3 separate regions of the Homo sapiens genome follow, and all the other regions are linked to region 1. Evidence: chromatin contacts called from ENCODE Hi-C data. All regions are on one chromosome and are shown on one strand. The core of a region is the stretch at or near the end of the contact, and the rest is flanking DNA. Distances in the headings are between cores, read along the strand shown. Region 1 holds the start of MYADM (myeloid associated differentiation marker). Region 2 holds the start of RRAS (RAS related). Region 3 holds the start of POLD1 (DNA polymerase delta 1, catalytic subunit).

Region 1 (3,466 bases), core at 948-3,447:
AGCCCCTCCTCCCTCGGACCCCGGAGTCCAGACCCCCAGCCCCTCCTCCCTCGGACCCAGGAGCCCAGGCCCCCAGCCCCTCCTCCCTCGGACCCAGGAGCCCAGGCCCCCAGGCCCCCAGCCCCTCCTCCCTCGGACCGAGGAGCCCAGGCCCCCAGCCCCTCCTCCCTCGGACCCCGGAGTCCAGGCCCCCAGCCCCTCCTCCCTCGGACCCCGGAGTCCAGGCCCGCTGCCTACTCACCAGCGGTCTTAGCAGAGGAATCCACGGAGAAAGATCTGGTGGTGGAGACGGATTAAGCCACACTTGGAACAGGCTGTAAGAGCACCTGAGGGGGAGGTAGGCCGTTAGCGTCCGTTTGGACAGGCTCCTCCCTCTAGGGATCGAACGCCCTGCGGAGACAGGAACGTGGCGTGGAACCCAGCAGGGCCCTGGCGGTGACCCCGGGTAAGCCCCGCCCCCTCCCCTCCCCGTTCAGTTAACTGTTTGGGCTGCGGCGGACGGAACCCAGCGAAAGTGCACGCCCCGCGGGCCGGCGTGGGCGCGTGTGTGATCTTAACCCCGCGGGGGCGGGGGTGCGGGCGGCAGTGGCGGGAGAACCCTGGGCGGCGGCTGTGGAGGCGGGCGGCCCAGCCAGAGCCGGTGTCTCCGCGCCTTATAAGGGCTTCGAGTCGGCCCAGGCATCTGGAATGTGTCAGGGACCAGGAGGCGGTGCCCGGACCCCCGCCCGCCTCCGGGGCTGCCCGCCCTCTCCCGGATTTCCGGGGGGTGGGGACCCCGACTCTCAGGGTTGGAGGCCTGCATTTCTGGATCCCTATAAACATGGGCTGAGAGCCCCCCCAAGAGCATCTCTAAGACCGGAGTGGGCAGGGACCCGGGCCTCTGAGGGGCTCAGGCTCCAGGCCGGAAACTGCACGCGGTGCTGGCGTCAGGCCCGAGGCCCAGCTACGCCTCCCACGGCCTCCCTAATCGCCATTCGGGGCTTGCGGGAGCACCTGGGAGGCTCCACCCGGAGCCAGACACTGCCTGCCCCCACGCCCCTCCAGGACCCTCGAAGGAGAAGGAAATCGGGACTGGCCCAGCGTCCCGTGCTCTAGAAGGCGGGCTACTGCCCCGTCCCAAGCAGGGGAGGAGGACGAGCGAGGGCGTCACTCATTCTGTCCCCCGCGGAAGGTGGGCTAGCCGCGGAGGGGGGCGCGCAGGGGAGGGGGGCGCGCCGAGGGGAGGGGAGGGGAGGGGTCCACCCCGCCCTTAGGGCCTCCAGCCATCGCCCGAGATCAGAGCTCAGGAATGCGCAGCCAGACCCTGGAGGGTGAGGAAACACCCCTCCGGGATTCCTCGCAGCGCACCCGACTCTCCGGGCCACACCCAGCCCCTCAGTGTCCTCCCTCGTCCACTCCAGACGCCACACCCATCGCTCACGCTGAGAATCGGGCCCCGGAACCCCAGCTTCGGCTCTCGGCACCCAGAGGTGCGGGACGCAGCCCTGTCTTCTCCTCCTTTCCCAGCTCCTTCTGCACTTCGGAAGCACGGGGCTGGATCTTAACACCCCCCTCCCTCGGCCTTTCAGGAGCCCAAAGTTCCGATTCTGTCTGTCCCCTGGATGGGGAGGGGTCAGTAATTCTGAATTCCTTCCATTCTCATTCCCAAACCCAGGACACCTAACCCTAAGCGCTTCCCCTCCTAAAGGACCTCCACGTACCAGATTCCAGCCTCCAACTAGGGCACCTACGAGTCCCCATCTCTCTACTCCCGCAGACCCAGCCCCTCCTCCCTCAGACTCAGGAGTCCAGGCCCAGCTCCTCCTCCCTCAGACCCAGGAGTCCAGGCCCTCAGCCCCTCCTCCCTCGGACCCAGGAGTCCAGACCCCCCAGCCCCTCCTGCCTCGGACCCGGGAGTCCAGACCCCCAGCCCCTCCTCCCTCAGACCCCGGAGTCCAGGTCCCCTTCCCCACTCTTCCAGACGTATGACCTCCACAGTCCAGGTCCTCAGCCCTCTCCTCTGCAGAACCCCAAGAATCCTGGCCCAGCCCCAGTCTTTCTAGGGACCCAGACATTCTGAGACCCAGCCCATTCCTCTCTCTGGCCATAAAGACCCTAGACTGTTGCTTATGCCCTCTGGGGTCCCCACAACCTCACCTCAGGCAGCCAGTGGCGACTGCGGCTGAAGCAAAGACGACAGCGGCAGCTGGAAGGGTCTGAGGGCTGGGTGGGGTTGGAGGGCTGGGGAGCCAGCGCGGGCGGGACGGGGGCGGGGCCGGGGCGGGGCGCAGCTCCGGCTAGGGCGGTGGACAGGGACTTCCCCGAGTCTGGGCTATCCCAGCCCCGCCCCGAGGCGGGGCCAAGAGCAGACCACGCCCCCCAGAGTAAAAGTAGCGTGGAGCTCCCGCCCCACCCCAGTGAGCAGGGTGGAGGGCTGAGGTCACGGTTGCCGTGGTGACAAAACAGGAAGACACAACAGCTGGCGGCGTGGAGACTCCTGGGGGCTGCCCTCCTCGACACAGCCCTAGAGGAGTCTCCCGGGTAGGCCAGGGAAGACCGTTACCATAGAAACCCCGCATGTTTAGGGTTTGTTTAGTGCAGAGCCCCCCAGCTCAGGTCCCCGCCCCCGTCTCACCTCACTCCTTTCTTCCGCTCCCTTCCTACCCCCTCCTTCCTGGTCTGTTCCGCCCCCACCCCTTCCTTGCCGGATGAAACCTTAGACACCTGGGTCGCAGCGGATTGGGGGACCAGGCCCCTCAGTTCAATGGGGGGGCTAGGATCTCTGTCTCTTGGAGCCCTGAGGGAGAGCAGAATTGAGAGCAGTATTCCTGGGCTTTAGGTGGTTCTGGGCTACGATCCCTGACTGATGGGTCTCCCCAAGAAACAGAGGCTAGATTCCTGTATTTAAGGACTTGAAGGGGCGGCAAAATGCTCCCCTAGTACCCACTGGCACCGGGCGCCGCAGGGTAAGGGACTCGGGCTGGACGCAGGTCTCAGATATCACAGTGGATAGGGGTGGGGTGTGTTGGGGGCAAAATTCCTGGGAGCTAGCGCGGTAGCAGTTGGGGGCCCGGATTCCTGGGCTCCACAGGATGCCTAGGCTGAGGCCCAGATTCTTGGCTCAAAAGAACAATCAGGCCTGGGCGCGGTGGCTCACGCCTGTAATCCCAGCATTTCGGGAGGCTGAGGAGGGAGGATCCCTTGAGCCCAGGAGTTCGAGACCAGCCTGGGCAACATAAGGAGACTCTGCTCTATTAAAAATAAATCATCATGATCATCATAATAGAACCATTAAAGCTCAGACTCGGGTTTTCCGAGCAGGTGTTGCAAGCCTAGCCGCCTGGGTCTGGAAGGCAGCGATATTTTTGGCCTACATTCCTGACTCCTGGATGGAGGGAGGGACTCAGAATTTTAATGAGGATGGGGCTGGGGCTGGGGCTTGGGGCTCTGGATTCACGGATCCTGCAAGAGGGGAAGGGATCCAAGG
Region 2 (3,466 bases), core at 469-2,968, 4.2 Mb after region 1:
ACAGACGCAAGGGAATTGTAGTCCGGCGGAGTGAGCACGACTTGCTGGATGTTGTGCTGCCCACATTCTGGGGCTCTCAGAATCCAGATCCTCTAGGCCCCCCTAAATTTAGAACCAGACGGGATGCAGTGGCGCACACCGTAGTCCCACTCGGGAGACTGAGGCGGAAGGATGGCTTGAGCCTAGAAGTTAGAAGCCAGCCTAGGCAATATAGGGAGACCCCGCCTCTAAAAAAATAAAAATAGGCCAGGCGCGGTGGCTCACGTCTGTAATCCCAGCACTTTGGGAGGCCGAAGCAGGCGGATCATCTGATATCAGGAGTTCAAGACCAGCCTGACCAACATGGTGAAACCCAGTCTCTACTAAAAATACAAAAATTAGCCTGGCGTGGTGGCTAACGCCTGTAATCCCAGCTACTCGGGAGGCTGAGGTAGGAGAATCGCTTGAACCCGGGAAGCGGAGGTTGCAGTGGGCCAAGATCGCGCCATTGCACTCCAGCATGGGCTACAAGACGGAAACTCCGTCTCAAAAATAAACAAATAAAAATAAACTTAGAACCTAGAAGCCCGACCCCATAGCCGCCTCGTTCAGTACAGAGAAGTCTGAATTCCGAATCCTCTCACTCAGAGCAGTGTCCAGACTCCTATTTCCCTCCTCCCTCCGACTCAGGAGTCTGATTCTTCCTTCCTCGGATCCAAGAGTCGGTCTCCCAGACTAGTCCTGGTCTCAAGCTCTCACATACGAATTCGGGTCCCCCCAAGCCAGTGCCCTCGCTCGGATCCAGAATCCTGGGTCCCCAGCCTCTCCAATTCCTGGACCTAAGAGTCCAGGCCCCCGGCTCCCTCCTTTACCGAACCTAGTACGAAGGAACCTGTCTACCTTCCTCCCTGACACCCTCCTCCCCAGGACCCAGGAGTCCACATCTCCAGCCCCATTTTCTCCTAAGGACCCAGGAGTCTGGGCCCTCTGCTTCCTTCTCCTTCAAGACCCAGAAATCCTGGCCCCAGGCTCTTCATGACCCAGGCATCCCTACTTGGGCGAGCTGGCTCATGGATTAGGAATGCAGTGATCTCACGGCCCCTCCCTGCCCCGTTACCCTGCTGTCCCCCTCTAGGGCCCCACTCTCCTCCCAGTCTGTCTTCCGCTTGGCTGGGACAGCGGGAACCGGAAGCCTGGGTCCCTTAGCGGGCGGAGACTCTAGCTTCTAACCCAGACGCCGGGGTCGAAAGCTTGGCTAGGATCCCAGGAGGGAGGTGGAGCTACTCCTCAAAACCTGCTGCTTCCTCGGAGCGCCCTATATACGGCCGCGCGCGCGAGTCGACGAGCTCCGCCTACCATACTAAGGCCTCGGAGACGATGCCCCAAGCAGCAGTGTCACAGGGGTCCTTATTTGCATAGCCCCTCCCCTGAGGAACTTTCCGCCCCGTCTGCTGAAAGAATAAATTCTTATTAGCATAGCCACGCCCACAGACCGCCCTCCCGCTGAGAGCGCGTGGCGCCGCTCAGGGCAAAGCACAGGTCTCTCATTAGCATAGCCCCGCCTCATTCGGAATTCCCCTTCGCAGCGAACGCCGTTCCCTTTCCCTTATTAACATAGCTCCTCCCTTTCTTTGGCCCGTCCCCCTCCTTAAGTGTCCGGAGACGCGAGCCCTCCTTGCCAGAGCTCATGATTATGCAGTAGCCTCATTAGCGTAGCCCGCCCCCCCGGGTCCCGCCCGGCTCCCCCGCAGGCGGTAGCGAAGGCAGCAGCAGCGGTGGCGACATGAGCAGCGGGGCGGCGTCCGGGACAGGGCGGGGGCGGCCCCGGGGCGGGGGACCTGGGCCCGGGGACCCCCCGCCCAGCGAGACACACAAGCTGGTGGTCGTGGGCGGCGGCGGCGTGGGCAAGAGCGCGCTGACCATCCAGTTCATCCAGGTAGTGGGCCCTCACCCGGGAGGGTGTCCCCCGGGACCCAGAACTGAGCCCTTGGGGGGATCCCCGAGACCCCTTTTCCCCCTTGACCCATCACTGAGACCCTCCTATAAGGCCCTCTAATCTTAAAAGATCCCCACAGATTGTAACCTAAACTCTTGGAGAGCCTCCATCCCCTGCACGGGGGACCCTTCCTTCTGCACTCGCATCCCGAGACCCACTATTCCCTCTCCCAGTGCCTAAGACCCCGCTTACCTGCTGACCTGGCTTTGAGCACCTCCTGGGAGCATGCTAAATACAAAATACTCACCCCATTCGGACCCTAAGCACTCCCAGGACCCCCACCACGCCCTTGGTGCCACCTTCCACCACCCTGAGCCCTATCTCCCCCAAATCCCAGTCCCCAACTTCCCCTCTAAGCCATTGAGAGCCTTCCTGGGAGAATGCCAGTGCCCAGCACCTTTGAGATTCCACCACGTTCGATTCTTTTTTTTCTTTTTTTTTTTTTTTGAGACAGAGTCTCACTCACTCTGTCACCCAGGCTGGAGTGCGGTGGAGTGCAGTGGTGCGATGTTGGCTCACTGCAACCTCTGCCTCCTGGATTCAAGCAATTCTCCTGCCTCAGCCTCCCAAGTAGCTGAGACTACAGGCGAGTGCCACCATGCCTGGCTAATTTTTGTATTTTTTAGTAGAGACGGGGTTTCACCATATTGGACTGGTCTCGAACTCCTGACCTCGTGATCGGCCTGCCTTGGACTCCCAAAGTGCTGGGATTACAGGCATGAGCCACCGTGCCCGGCCCCACGTTTGATTCTTAGCCCCTTCCATGACTGCCCCCAGAATCTAGAAATTCTACCCAGACCCTGGCCCTGAGACTCTTCTGGGACTACCCAGTCCTAAGAGAGTCCTGCTCTCCGACCCGAGATTTAAAAAGACATCCTGCCCCTTGGCCATTCCAGAAATCTCCAAGACCCCAAGTCCTGACAATCCCCCATTCCCGGAGGCCCAAACCTCCACTCTCCCACCCCACCCCCAAGGAAAACCAGCCCCTCCTCCATCCCATGCTTTCTCCGCTGCAACTCCCTGAGCCCCTCTCAGAAACCCTGAATAGCTCTCAAATCATCTCCATGGAAGAAGCCCCCAGATTCTTGGCACCCCCAGAAAGATCTATTCCTTGGGAGTTTCTCTGACCCCATAAATGAACTCAATGTTTCTAAGACTGTATATACTATAACCTCCCAAAACCCCTGAGCCACCTCCGGGCTGGCTCCCAGTTCTCAGCCCTGAGCTTCTCACGCTGTGCTCTGAGGTCACGCCCCTAACTACCCCCAGAGCCACAATCCCTCCCAGGGCTTGATCCTTACAGCCTCCCTCCAGGACAAGCCCCTCACCAAGCACCCCTCTAACCGACAGATGCAGCCTTCAGACCCCTAGCCTCCACATCACCCCCTTTCCTGAAATTCCACCCCAGCCCAGGAAACCTCCTCCCCATTCCTGAGGGAGGTCCTCCCAGCTTCAAAGAAATCCTAGAAAAGTGTCTTGGCCTGACATGCT
Region 3 (3,466 bases), core at 647-3,146, 3.5 Mb after region 1:
TCGCTTGAACCCGGGAGGTGGAGGTTAGTGAGCCGAGATCGCGCCACTGCACTCCAGCCTGGGCGACAGAGCAAGACCCTGTCTCAAAAACCAAAAAAAAAAAGACATGTGAGTTGAAACTCCCTGTGAATATCAACCACTCTGGTGAGTCTTCCCTGAGCGCACAGGTTCTTCTCTTGGCTCCCAAAGACTATCACTGCTCCGCCATAGCTCAGCGCACTCTGGACTGAAATCTCCTGTCCTTCCCCAACCAAACTGAATGATCATTGGCTCCCCAGTGCTCAGCAGAGGGCCTGTCCAAACAGCAGCTGTCAGAAACACATAAGAGAGGGAAGAGCATTTCAGGGGGAGGGAAGGAACCTCTCTAGGGGGAAGAGAGACCTGTGGGGGGGAAGTGCAGGAAGGAGGAGAAGCGGCCGTGCGTGGTGGCTCACGCCTGTAATCCCAGCACTTTGGGAGGCCGAGGCAAGTGGATCACCTGAGGTCAGGAGTTCGAGACCAGCCTGGCCAACACGGCGAAACCCCATCTCTACTAAAAATACAAAAAATGAGCTGGGCATGGCAGTGGGTGCCGTAATCCCAGCTACTCAGGAGGCTGAGGCACGAGACTCGCCTGAACTCGGGAGGCGGAGGTTGCAATGAGCTGAGTTTGCACCACTGCATTCCAGCCTGGGTGACAGAGCAAGACTCTGTCTCAAAAAAAAAAAAAAAAAAAAGAGAAGACAGTGGCAACAAGTTCCTTCAGTGGAAGGGCTGAGGCGAGGCACTGACATCGCCCTGCCCACTCCTGGCTCCGCTCTAAACCCTGCCCACTCACTCCCCCACTAATCTTTGCCTTCAGAGCGGCAACCCCAACCTGCTTCTCCCTTAGCCTTCCCCATCCAGCCTGCTGCTCAAACCACAAACCCAGGAGTCATCCTGGACTCTTCCCCTTGCTCCTACGCCCAGTCCATCAGCCAGTCCCCCTGTCTCCGCCCGCAAAGGTAACCGGAGCCTGATTCTCTGCCTGCAGGACGCTCTCCCTCCTAACAGATCTCCCTCCTTCCATTCTTATTCCTGCTACAATCCAATTTCCACTCAGTGGTGAGTTTTTCAAAACATGGGGCGAATCGTGTTGTTTCCACGCTCAAACCCTCCCACGGCTCCCCGCTGAACCTAGAATAAAGGAGAAATTCCATACCAAGTTTTACAAGGCCCTATAGGATCTAGTTCCCCATCATGACTCCGACCTCATCTGTGTTTCTCTCGTCCCCTCGGCTCCTGCTACAAATACGCCAAGCTCCTTCCACCTCAGGGCTTTGCACTTGAGGGTCCCAGAGCGGTCGATTCTGGACCACTCCAGCTAAAGCAACAGGCTCTTCGCTCATTATCACGTTACCCTGCGTTAGTTTCCTTCTGAGAGCATCTCACAGCCCCAGAGCACTGCTTTACTGATCTATTAAAACTCATCACTTGTCTACCGTCTGTCTTCCCGAGACAGGGACTTCTCTGACTTGTTCCTGCTTCCAGAAAAGTGCCTGGCACAGAGTACTCAAACACCCAGCGAATCCAGGATGACACCAAGCCCGCACGTGCACCACCCAGTCCCCCCAGCTCCTCCCGGGCCACGTCCCGCCCCACGGTGCCCGGCGCATGCGCCCCCTGCCCGCCGAGGAATTCCACCCCCACCCCGGCCTTTTCCTGCTCGTCCCCGCGCCCTCGCCCAGGAAACCCCTGGCCCCTGCCCTCTCCTGCGCGCCCCCGGGCCAAAGGGTGCCCTCGCAACCGTCTCTCAGATCTATGTGCCTGGCTGCTCAAGCCCCGTTCCCTACCAGGCCCACTGCCCCGAACTCCCTTTTTCCCCTCTACTCACCCGCTTCAAACAGCGTTTCCCGCCACAGCCTACGCCGCCGTGACCCCTGACTCCCGCGCGCGCAAGCCCAGAGCCGCGGCGCTCAGAGACGGGCCACGCCCCCGCCTGCCCAAGTGCGGGCAAGGCCACGCCCCGCTTGTTCGACTGCAGGGCAGGCCCCGCCCCCTCTCTCAGCTTCCGAAGTGGCCTCGCCCCCTTGCTGAAAAATTCCCTTAACTCCGCCTCCCCATGACCTGTCTGCCCGAAGCCACGCCCCTCCGCGCGGCTACCTTCACGACCTCGTGCGGTCTGGGCGCGCCGCGGTTCTGTTCTCTCTCCTCCCACCCTCGGGTGTTGCGCGCGCATCCTCCGCGTCCCCCCGCCCGCCTCTCGCCCGGGGCCGTGTAGGGAGCGCTGCCCCGTCGCTGCCCAGCAGCCAGCTGGTGACCTGACGCCCAAGATCCCCGCAGAGGCTGGCCGATAAGCGGTAGAGTCCTGGCTTGATCTGTTCTCCTTCATCCTAGCTTCAGTTTCCCTATACGTAAATTAGACTCAACAACGCATGATAGGGACACTTGTGGGGCGCCCGGTACACTACTCTTAGGATAAGGTGATCATTGGTAACTACTCTCACTTCCGCTGTTCCCCGCCCCAAATAAATACACCTTTAAGTTGCATCCCTCCATCCAACCCCCCTTTCGCCCTCGATTGGAATTGCTCATTCAGCTCCTTCAGGGCTGGCACAGGGGCAGGAAGGATTGGAGGAACTTCGTCGCTTCGCTCCGAACTCCTGGCGTCTCTCCTTTCAAACTTTGCACGTGCTGTTCCCTCAACTTGGAGGCCCAGCCCCCAGGCTCTTGTTTTAGGTCCCAGCGATTGCCTCTGTTGTGATACCTTCCCTGATTTCCTCTAGCCCCACCACAGTGCCACGCTCATTAAAGTCCCTATCCCCCGAGTCTTGGTAGGAGGATGGTTATCTTGTTCACAGATGTTTCCAGTGCCTAGAATTGTGCCTAACTGTAGTTAATGCTCTGGAAACATTTATTGGGTGAATGTCTCCATCTCTAGAATGGCCAACCCAGTGCCTGGCCCACAGGAGGCCTCAGCAAACACTTGTTGTTCGGACAGAAGTCCAGGTCCCCTCATTCACTTAAATCCTGTTTATCCTTCAAGGGTGAGTTCTGATTCACCTTGTCCAGGGAGGTGACCCTGAGGCTGAGGCCTCTGTCCTGAACTTTCACAGCAGGCGACACACCACCCAACACTGGGACCCTATGTGCCACCCTTTTCCCAACAGCCTGGGGACACCCAGTCCCACCTGCTCAATCAGGTTCGGGCACCCAGTGTCACTGAGGTCCCTAGAAGCCCGCGCCCTCTCCATCTTGCACTCCAGCTCCGGGCTGGATTGTATTCATATTTTATTTTCCTGTTTCTGTTTTTAGTTTTTATTAAATAAAAGCAGAGGAAGAGGAAGGCCCTGGTCTCCCGGGCTAGGGGGGAGAGCCATGGGTCCTCCCCTCCCTCTGTTCAAGGTGCACTGCGTGCTGGGCTTGAGGTGTAAGCTGGGGAGGGAGGGCAGCCGGGAAGGGTCAGTGGTCGGGACCTGCAACCCTTTCACCCCTTCTGGAAGACTCG

The links. Hi-C counts contacts between places; a loop is a spot of excess contacts on that map. Pooled maps may share reads with other maps.
Region 2: a loop to region 1 is called in a pooled map of heart left ventricle, with 18 times the contacts of the local background. The contact joins the promoter of RRAS here to the promoter of MYADM in region 1. A Hi-C loop is called at or near these places in 1 of 37 single-sample maps with no recorded cell type and 8 of 50 pooled maps.
Region 3: a loop to region 1 is called in a pooled map, with 13 times the contacts of the local background. The contact joins the promoter of POLD1 here to the promoter of MYADM in region 1. A Hi-C loop is called at or near these places in 2 of 168 maps with a recorded cell type or tissue (CD8-positive, alpha-beta T cell and naive thymus-derived CD4-positive, alpha-beta T cell) and 7 of 50 pooled maps.

What each region holds. Positions count from the first base shown.
Region 1 is chr19:53,866,614-53,870,079 of GRCh38, reverse strand. MYADM (myeloid associated differentiation marker) reads right to left here and starts at 2,197. Exons shown (of 3, transcript NM_138373.5): 1 at 2,137-2,197; 2 at 242-326. It overlaps MYADM-AS1 (MYADM antisense RNA 1), which reads left to right and starts at 973. Exons shown (of 3, transcript NR_184033.1): 1 at 973-1,171. RefSeq lists enhancers at 1-393, 394-1,307, 2,417-3,392 and a silencer at 582-641.
Region 2 is chr19:49,638,395-49,641,860 of GRCh38, reverse strand. It overlaps RRAS (RAS related), which reads left to right and starts at 1,718. Exons shown (of 6, transcript NM_006270.5): 1 at 1,718-1,915. The coding sequence starts at 1,763. It also overlaps a transcript of SCAF1 not described here. RefSeq lists enhancers at 1-111, 222-321, 1-531, 532-1,201, 1,202-1,871 and a silencer at 1,592-1,981.
Region 3 is chr19:50,382,777-50,386,242 of GRCh38, reverse strand. POLD1 (DNA polymerase delta 1, catalytic subunit) reads right to left here and starts at 1,896. Exons shown (of 27, transcript NM_002691.4): 1 at 1,853-1,896. NR1H2 (nuclear receptor subfamily 1 group H member 2) reads right to left here. Exons shown (of 10, transcript NM_007121.7): 10 at 2,855-3,466. RefSeq lists an enhancer at 662-1,163 and silencers at 1,883-1,972, 2,003-2,122, 2,133-2,232.